3 separate regions of the Homo sapiens genome follow, and regions 1 and 3 are each linked to region 2. A link is a contact called in ENCODE Hi-C or POLR2A ChIA-PET data. All regions are on one chromosome and are shown on one strand. The core of a region is the stretch at or near the end of the contact, and the rest is flanking DNA. Distances in the headings are between cores, read along the strand shown.

Evidence for each region. A loop is a pair of places that touch in the nucleus more often than their neighbours do. ChIA-PET counts read pairs that join two places held with the same protein, here RNA polymerase II (POLR2A). Pooled maps may share reads with other maps.
Region 1: a loop to region 2 is called in a map of MCF 10A, with 6 times the contacts of the local background. The contact joins two enhancer-like sites. A Hi-C loop is called at or near these places in 4 of 168 maps with a recorded cell type or tissue (Calu3, HepG2, MCF 10A and 1 more), 25 of 37 single-sample maps with no recorded cell type and 11 of 50 pooled maps. POLR2A ChIA-PET finds 5 or more read pairs at or near these places in 3 of 52 experiments (MCF 10A, OCI-LY7 and PC-9).
Region 3: a pooled map shows a loop between it and region 2 (7-fold over the local background). The contact joins two enhancer-like sites. A Hi-C loop is called at or near these places in 1 of 168 maps with a recorded cell type or tissue (Calu3), 1 of 37 single-sample maps with no recorded cell type and 4 of 50 pooled maps.

What each region holds. Positions count from the first base shown.
Region 1 is chr6:63,684,269-63,686,968 of GRCh38, reverse strand. It overlaps PHF3 (PHD finger protein 3), which reads right to left. Exons shown (of 16, transcript NM_001370348.2): 4 at 1,058-2,700. Among named protein-coding and RNA genes, the nearest start is that of PHF3, 50 kb to the right of the region's middle. RefSeq lists an enhancer at 992-1,361. Within about 2 kb of position 1,353, at least 4 of the 41 ENCODE cell types and tissues checked have a DNase peak (open chromatin) inside an H3K27ac peak, as active enhancers do; they include OCI-LY7, where a contact is called at or near this core.
Region 2 is chr6:63,351,811-63,354,510 of GRCh38, reverse strand. It overlaps a transcript of LGSN not described here. Among named protein-coding and RNA genes, the nearest start is that of LGSN, 33 kb to the right of the region's middle. RefSeq lists enhancers at 1,269-1,358, 1,459-1,728, 1,799-1,908. Within about 2 kb of position 1,295, at least 9 of the 41 ENCODE cell types and tissues checked have a DNase peak (open chromatin) inside an H3K27ac peak, as active enhancers do; they include OCI-LY7, where a contact is called at or near this core.
Region 3 is chr6:63,662,177-63,664,913 of GRCh38, reverse strand. The region is part of intron 2 of PHF3 (PHD finger protein 3); the gene reads right to left. Among named protein-coding and RNA genes, the nearest start is that of PHF3, 28 kb to the right of the region's middle. Within about 2 kb of position 1,298, at least 3 of the 41 ENCODE cell types and tissues checked have a DNase peak (open chromatin) inside an H3K27ac peak, as active enhancers do.

The sequences.
Region 1 (2,700 bases), core at 104-2,603, 330 kb before region 2:
ACTTTGACATAAAACTTATTTTACACAATAGCCCCAACATCTCCTTTCCGATCTCCCCAATCACCCTAACACCACCAAAATAATATGTTACAACACACTTTACTAAATTGTCCCTCCCTAAAGAGCTTCATTTTTATGTACTAAGATAGTGCTGGGAAAAATCACTCTAGCACACTTTCATGAATAAGGATAAGAAGAATATAATATACAAATTATAATGTTCTTTTATCATATCAGCATTGAAAGAAGTTCCAACAGCAATATGAACACTTGAACAGAATAATCTGGTAGCTGCAAACTCCACTTCATCTCTTGCTTTCCTTTTCTTAAAAAGCTAACAAAAAACACATTGGGGATTGAGGGGTGCAGTGTCATAAAACTACAAATCACTGAATACTAGAAAGAATGATGAAAGTCAGTGCTAAAATCATCTCAAATTTTAAAAAGACTAGAATTCACAAAAAATTATTTAAAACATTCAAAAAAAGAAATACGTTTTTCACTCTATTTCATGTTGACCTGGGTAATCTAACAATTGTTTAGCTGTCAAATTTCACTGCAAGATAAAGTTTGATAGTTATGAAATGGTGTTCTTTAATATGTTTCATTTTAAGAAAAAAAAAAACTTCAAAAGAAAAATAGAATTTCCATTATGACCTTCATACTTTATTACTAGTTCTTCTCACACCAAATGAATTAATATATAACTTACAGACCCAAAGCAGTATAACAATTTTCCAATTACCAGGAAGTGTTTGGCTTTTTTGCAGATGCAGTGGCTAAATTACACTGTCTAACCTGTGACAATGACAAAATATTTCCATGTATGTCAGCTGTTGGCCAGACTATGCTTTTTTAAATGTTCTAGGATGATATATTTGTAAATTCAGTAGATCCATCTTTCTATCATTTATCCAAGACTGATGAAGCTTTTTGTTTTTGCACAGGTCTCTGTGTATCAAATAATGTCTTTAAAACAATTCTCACATTAATCCCACCCCCAAAAAAGCAATTTATTTTCAATGTACACATCACTCATACACACATACACACACACCTGTTGCCATGTGGTTTTTTGCAAAACCCACACTGCTTGCTGGGAGTCCACATATATTTGCTTTCAAATGAGGAGCTATGATCAGAGCCTTCTCTTCTTATGGTAGCTATGTTATCTGGAATGAACAATGGTGGCTCATCTAAAGAAAAACTTTTGCTGCTTCTTCTTTGGCGGGGTTGTAGGTTCTTCTCAGGTTTTTTCAGTTTCAGTTTATCCTCTTCCTTAAAATGCTCAACGCCTGGGTGTTCAAGCTCTTCCTTCACGTGACTATTGGTTTTCATTGCTGGGGCCTGTTGCTGAGGCTTATGACACTGTTTCTGGCTAGAATGTGATACATGTCCAGTTTGTGCAGGATGATGAGGTTCTTTCAAGCAACCAGGATGAGCGTGTGACTTATCACTCAAAGAATGAGTTAAGGGCTTGAAAATTTGTACTAAAGTTTGATCCTGTAATGTTTTTTTCAGTACAGAATGAGCTTGGTTTTTCACAGATTTAACCCCAGAATTGCAACTCTGAATCTTTGGCTCCTTATCAATTTGTTTTTTTCTGACTTTGACTGGCCTATGAAAATTTTGCTGAGATTCTGGTACATCAGTATTTCGTTTCACACTTTTGACATTAACTTTAGTTTTGCTATGTATTACTTCATACTTTGCTGCAACAATTTTCTTCGGAGCATCTGTGGTCATGTTTTGCTTAGAATGAATTACAGGTTTTGTATGTTTGGATTTTACACTTTTTGACTCTAAGTAAGAAACGCTACTTGACTGGCTGTTTCTGTCATCCTGAAGGTTTGCTGTTTCATGGGACTCTATTTTAGTACTTTCTATAGCATTCAACTGTTTTGAATTTTGGTCAGGCACATCACAAATAGCATTTTCCAAGATATTACTTTCCGGTCCAAAAGTACTAGTATCAACCACCTCTAAGTTTGATTTATTAAACTCAGTGCTCTCCAACTGCCTATTAGACTCCGCATCTTCACAATAACCCAACGGTTCAATTTTATTTCTTTCAAGGGTGTTCTCAGTTTTATCAGCAATACCCATGGTATCCTTCAATTCCAAATTACATTCAGTCACTTCATCTACACAACTAGGCAAACCTACAAGGCTGTTTTCTGTCTTATTTGGATTTGTACAAGCAGCATCACTAGAAATATCAGAAGATCCAGCGTCCTCAAGAATATGGTCATCTTCATGGGATAATTTTACTGTCTCCTTTGAATCTTGTTCAACTTTTCTTGTTGCTATCATTTCTTCAACAACAGTCTCACCCGTTTTACCTGAAATGGAATCATTTTGTTCATGTTCTTCTTTATCTGAAAACTTAAACAATGGACTACCAACAGGCTTGGCTTTACATTCCATCAAAGCTTCATTTTTCTTTTCTCCAATAGTAACACAAGTCTCTGAAAGAAGTGAACAATTTAATTCATGAGATGGCACATCTATTTCTCCCGGATTATTACACTTATGCTTAGAATCTAATCCATCTTCATCCTTCATTTCAAGACAAGATGACACTGAAGAATGACTTGAAGACACTGATACTTCAGGTACCACTTCAATTTGTCCGCTATTTCGGCTGCACCTTCTATTCTCCTTATGGTACTCAGGTTTCAGTGACATACATACTTCTTC
Region 2 (2,700 bases), core at 46-2,545:
CATCCTCACCAGCATCTGTTATATTTTTGTCTTTTTAATAATAACTATTCTAACTGGGGTAAGATGGTATCTCATTTTGGTTTTAATTTACATTTCCCTGATGATTAGTGACGTTGAACATTTTTTCATGTATTTGCTGGCCATTTGTGTGTCTTCGTCCAAGAAATGTTATTCAGACCTCTTGCCCACTTTTTAAAGGGATTATTTATTTATTTTTTTTGCTGTTTGAGTTCCTTATGTATTTTGGATATCAGTCCCTTGTCAGACAAGCAGTTTGCAAATATTTTCTCCCATTCAGCAGGCTGTGTTTTCATGATATTGATGGTTTTCTTTGTTGTGCAGAAGCTTTTTAGTTTAATATGGTACCATTGTCTATTTTTATTTTTGTTACCTGTACTTTTGAGGTCTTAGCCATAAAGTCTTTGCCTAGACCAATGCCCTAAAGTGTTTTCTCTAGGTTTTTTCCCTAGTAGTTTTATAGTTTGAGGTCTCATGTTTAAGTCTAATCCGTTTTGAGTTGATTTTTATATGTAGTGAGAGATAGGGGTCTAGTTTCATTCTTCTGTGTATAAATATCCAGTATTCTTAGCACCATTTATTGAAGACGGTGTCCCTTTTCCCAATGTATATTCTTGGCAACTTTATAAAAAAAATCAGTTGCCTTATATGTAGACTTATTTCCAGGTTCTCTATTCTGTTTCATTGGTCTATGTGTCAGTTTTTGTATCACTGTAATGATGCTTTGGTTACTATAACCTTGTAATATATTTTGAAGTCAGGTGGTGTGATGTCTGCAGCTTTGTTCTTTTTGCTGAGGACTGCTTTGGCTACTCAGGCTCTTTTTTGGTTTCATGCAAATTTTGAGATTGTTTTTTCAATTTCTGTGAAAAACATTATTTTTTCTTTTTTTTTTTTTTTTTTTGCTACAAACTGCTTCTTTCTAAAAGAGAAATCTAAGTCCAGGTATTAATGAAGTAGGAAAAATTTCAATAATTATAAGAGTATAGTAGAAAACTTCACCTTACGTTCTGTTATGGTTCCCTACAAAATACTCTGTGATAGAAGCTATTTCTCTGGTAGGGAGAGTCTTAAACATCTGTGAGCATATCCAGGAAGGCACTGTTGCCAGGGATGGGAACATTTTCTGCACAGGAGACCCTGTTAGGTACTAAGGATCAGGTTTTCCTGTGTGTCTCAGGATGTTGCCTATTGCCTCTTGCCTGTTGGGTCTGCAACAGAAATCTGCAATTTCTGGCCAGACTGCTCAATTTCCTTCCCCTTTGGTGTTACTGACCTCTGCTGTTAAAAAGCAGCGCCTCTGCTTGCCTCTAAAGCTACTCTCTGGTTTCCAACCATTAAAACATTCAATAACCAATCTCATCATTCTGGAAAACAAATATCCTGGAGCTCAAAGGCTACAGAGACTTTTCCAATTATTTCCTAAAATGGCTTTTTAGATTTGAAAGTTCTTCTGTGAGAACCAGGGTCACGTGTCTGTCTTCAGCGTTACAGAGAAAGACAGATGGAGGTTGTTGCGCTCACAAGAGAAAAGGAAACTTAAGGCAGCTTCCCCTTTTCTTGACCACCGGATGTGTCTTCTGCAACTTCTGTGAACTCCAGTAATTGAGGTCATATTGTGGCATTAAAAAAAAATCCAGCTGTTTGCATGGTTCCCTTAATCCTTACTCTTATCTAATTCAACCACCTAATCTGGCCAAGAAATGTGAGGGGAACAAAATTCTATCCCTTTGTTTGAGAGACAGATGAACAGTCTCTAACATAACCCACAAATAAAACTGTGTGTCTGTGTGTGTGTGTGTGTGTGTGTCTGTGTGTGTGTGAGAGAGAGAGAGAGGAAGAGAGAGAGAGAGAGACAGACTGGAGTGCGGTGGTGTGATCATGGCTCAGTGAAGCCTTGATGTCCCAGGTTCAAGCAATCTTCCCGCCTCAGCCTCTTAAGTAGCTGGGACCACAGGCATGTACCACCACACCTGGTGAATTTTCGTATTTTTTGTAGAGATGGAGACTCTCTATATTGCCAGAGCTGGTCCCGAAATTCTTGGTTCAAGCAATCCTGCCTCAGCCTCCCAAAGTGCTGGGATTCTAGGCGTTAGTCACTACACCTGGCCAAACAAAACATTTTTAAGATTATTGATCTTAGTGGAGTCCTTGTGATAAGGCATAAGCATGACATTCCAAAATAGAAAGAATACAAAACAATGGATTTGCGCATAAATATCTCTACTAACATGTGAGTTTTGGAAAATTCCCTATTTCATGAATCATTAGCTTGTAAGTTTTGTTTTGATGTTATACAAGCATTTCTAAAACAAGTCTGTGTAGATGTTGCCACCTACTGTTTGCCTAGAAACATCCTTCATATAATTCATTTCATGTAACAATAGTCTTTTTTCTAATTGCATTTATTTTCCAGGAAGGTCATTTCTGTCTCAACCATTTCTTGTTTTAAAATTATTTGTCTATTTGTTACTTACTCTTAAGTACCATATCTACGAGGTCATTACAAGAAATTCTTTCTTTATACATTGGAAAATCCTGAGGCAATGACACAATTTTCTTTAAATGTTCTCTGATATATTGAAACAGTAAATCAGTCTCAGGTTTAAAAAGACTATACAGTATATGTCATTGAAACATCATTTAAAAAATTATTAGTCTCCATGTAAATCAAAGTGGTCA
Region 3 (2,737 bases), core at 49-2,548, 310 kb before region 2:
TAAAACAAAAAAAACTAAGATTATAACTTACAATAAATTTCTATTATTGTAGTTATTGTACAATAACTACAATAAATTTCTTCCATTTAAATGTATGTATAATCGAGTTATCTTTTTCAGCTATGATAGCCATTAAAACCCAGTATCAAGCTCAACTTGGAACCAGATATGTAAAAAATTTTATCAAAATAAGATGAAATTTCCAAAACTAATTAAGCATGTGCAATCATAATGCATTCCAAGTAAGTTCTTATACAACTAATAATTTTAGTTAATAATTTGAAAAGTATAAATATTTTATCTATGGCTCAACATTTTAAAATATTTAATATCTACTGTATTTGTTATACAAAATACATTAATACAGTAAAACAGTAAGACAAGTAATATAAATACACGTAAAAATACTGGTGTGCACTCAAATGTCTTATATATAAACTTACACAATCAAAAAAGTTTGGTTATCTTACCTTAATGAAATATCTCCAATACACAAGTAGCAATTTTGACACCCATCTCCTTCAGAGTAAAACAAGAATTGAATCTCCCTCTAAAATTTCTGATACGAGCAAATGATCATGCTCTATGAACAGAGAACTGGACTTTATCTGATTCCCAAGTTCCACTTGTTAGGGAGGAAATACAGATATACAGTCTAGAAGTCTTTGACAAGTGAGGCAGGATGTGCTCTGAAAAAAAGCCTAGTAGTCAAACCTGGGTCCCAGGATGACCAATGAACTAGGAAAAGGTACTGATCTCAGATTCCTCACAGACTGAACTATAGAAATTGTACTTGAAACTGCTAGCTGTTGCCCAATAACCATTCAGCCATTCTCCCTCATTTACTGGAATTCCTATTTTTTAGCTGGGTACATGGTTACCCATAAAAAAAATGACACTTTTCAATCTACCTTACTGATAGATGAGGTTACTAAGGTGTGGCCAATGGGATGTGAGTAGAAATGAACATACAACTTTCAAGATACAATTTTAAATGAAGGAGATATTACCTTTCCCTCCCCTTTTTTATTGAGTGGAATCAATATCTAATAGCTGAAGGGGCCATCTCAAATTATGCAATAAAGGTGAAATTAGTCATCACACATAATAGCGCAAGGTAGAAGGAGCTTGGGTCCCTGGCACTGTGCGACTCCATACTAGCTCTCAGTCACTTCCTTCTGAGCTACTGCAATTTCTTTCTTTATACCACTGTTATCTGGAGTTTTCTATCACTGTTAGCTGAGTGTAATCCTAACTAAAACCAAGGCCAAAAATTCTGAGTCAAGATGATGACTCAGTAAATTACAACCTATGGGAAGCAAATCCATGATGGCAACAGAGACTAGGAAAATAATATAAAGTCTGGAGTACAGAAAGTGTTTCTGGGGTCAGACAGGAGGCTGAGGAAATGAGAAATGGACAGCCAGGGAGGCTAAGGAGGTCTAGGTCTATGATTTGGAGAAATCTAGGTAGCCAGCTTTCCTACTTCTCTAAAAAAACAAGGATCTGCCACTGCCAAGGAATTATGAAATTCAGCTTCTGTAGCTGGCGGGTACAGAAGCTATCCTATTTCTAGGATAGTGAAGGCGAACCAAGGATAGGGCCTTGAAACAAGTAATCACACTTCTGGGCCACTATAAATTAGCCAGTCTCATCTTGAGATCCCGTAAGAATCAAGATGCAGCTCTCTATCTTTCATCAGAATTTCTTTTTGATCAGTGTCCTCAAAAGATAGCAAAGACCTTAGAGATTTTATTATTTACTTTGCTTCCTGACAGAAAAAAATTAGTAATTATGAGGCTAATTAGACAAAGGAAAAGGAGGTCAAAACTAAGGTTAAGAAAACATTTGCTCAAGGATCCTTGATATTCTTTATATCAAAATTATTTTTTTATTCACTTCCTTAAACTATCCAGGCTGTTGTCCACTCAACTTAAGGGGACTATTCACACTGTATCTTCTGAGATTGGTACCAACTGGAGTTGTCAACCAGTAAAATGCTCTCATCCTAATCTCAGACTCTGTTTATAGAAAATTAGCTTTAGCAGGAAAATAGAAATGACATCAATTATGCTTTAAACAATGTCACCATTTTGGATATTCTCATACTTCAGGAAACTTCCATGTAATCATTCCATGACAATTTATCGTTCTTGTTATGTAAGCACATATTTGATAACTAATTTGTCATTCACGATTCACTTAAAGACATGATAAAAAAACCTATGACCAAAGACCAAAATTAGGGAAAGACAGTATTTTAGGGAGGAAGAGATGGCAGAAAATAGTGCCAATACCAGTAGATCCAGATCAGAAATCTTTTGAGAAGATCCTCCAACTAAGCAATAAATATGGAAGGGAAAAGAGTACAAGGGGAGAAGACACAGGTCTACAGAGTTCCAAAAGAATCCAGGCAGCAACTATAGTAAAAATGGCAACAAGGGATTCTGCAATCCTGTCATGACTAGAAGAAAACAGCGAGAAAAATCACTAGAACTAAAGAAAATAAAATTGATGAATTTTACTCAGCTAGTTCTTACTTTAAATGTGGGCTATAAAACAAAAATTATACCAAAATGATCTTCCTTTGTGTCTGAAGCTGTGGAGCTTCTCCTGTCTATTTAAGGCATTAAAGAGGACCCCAAAATAACTTTTTGAGGAAAATTTTGGCCCTGTCCTCTACAGCAGTGGCCCCCAACCTTTTTGGCACCCGGGACCAGTTTCATGGAAGACAATT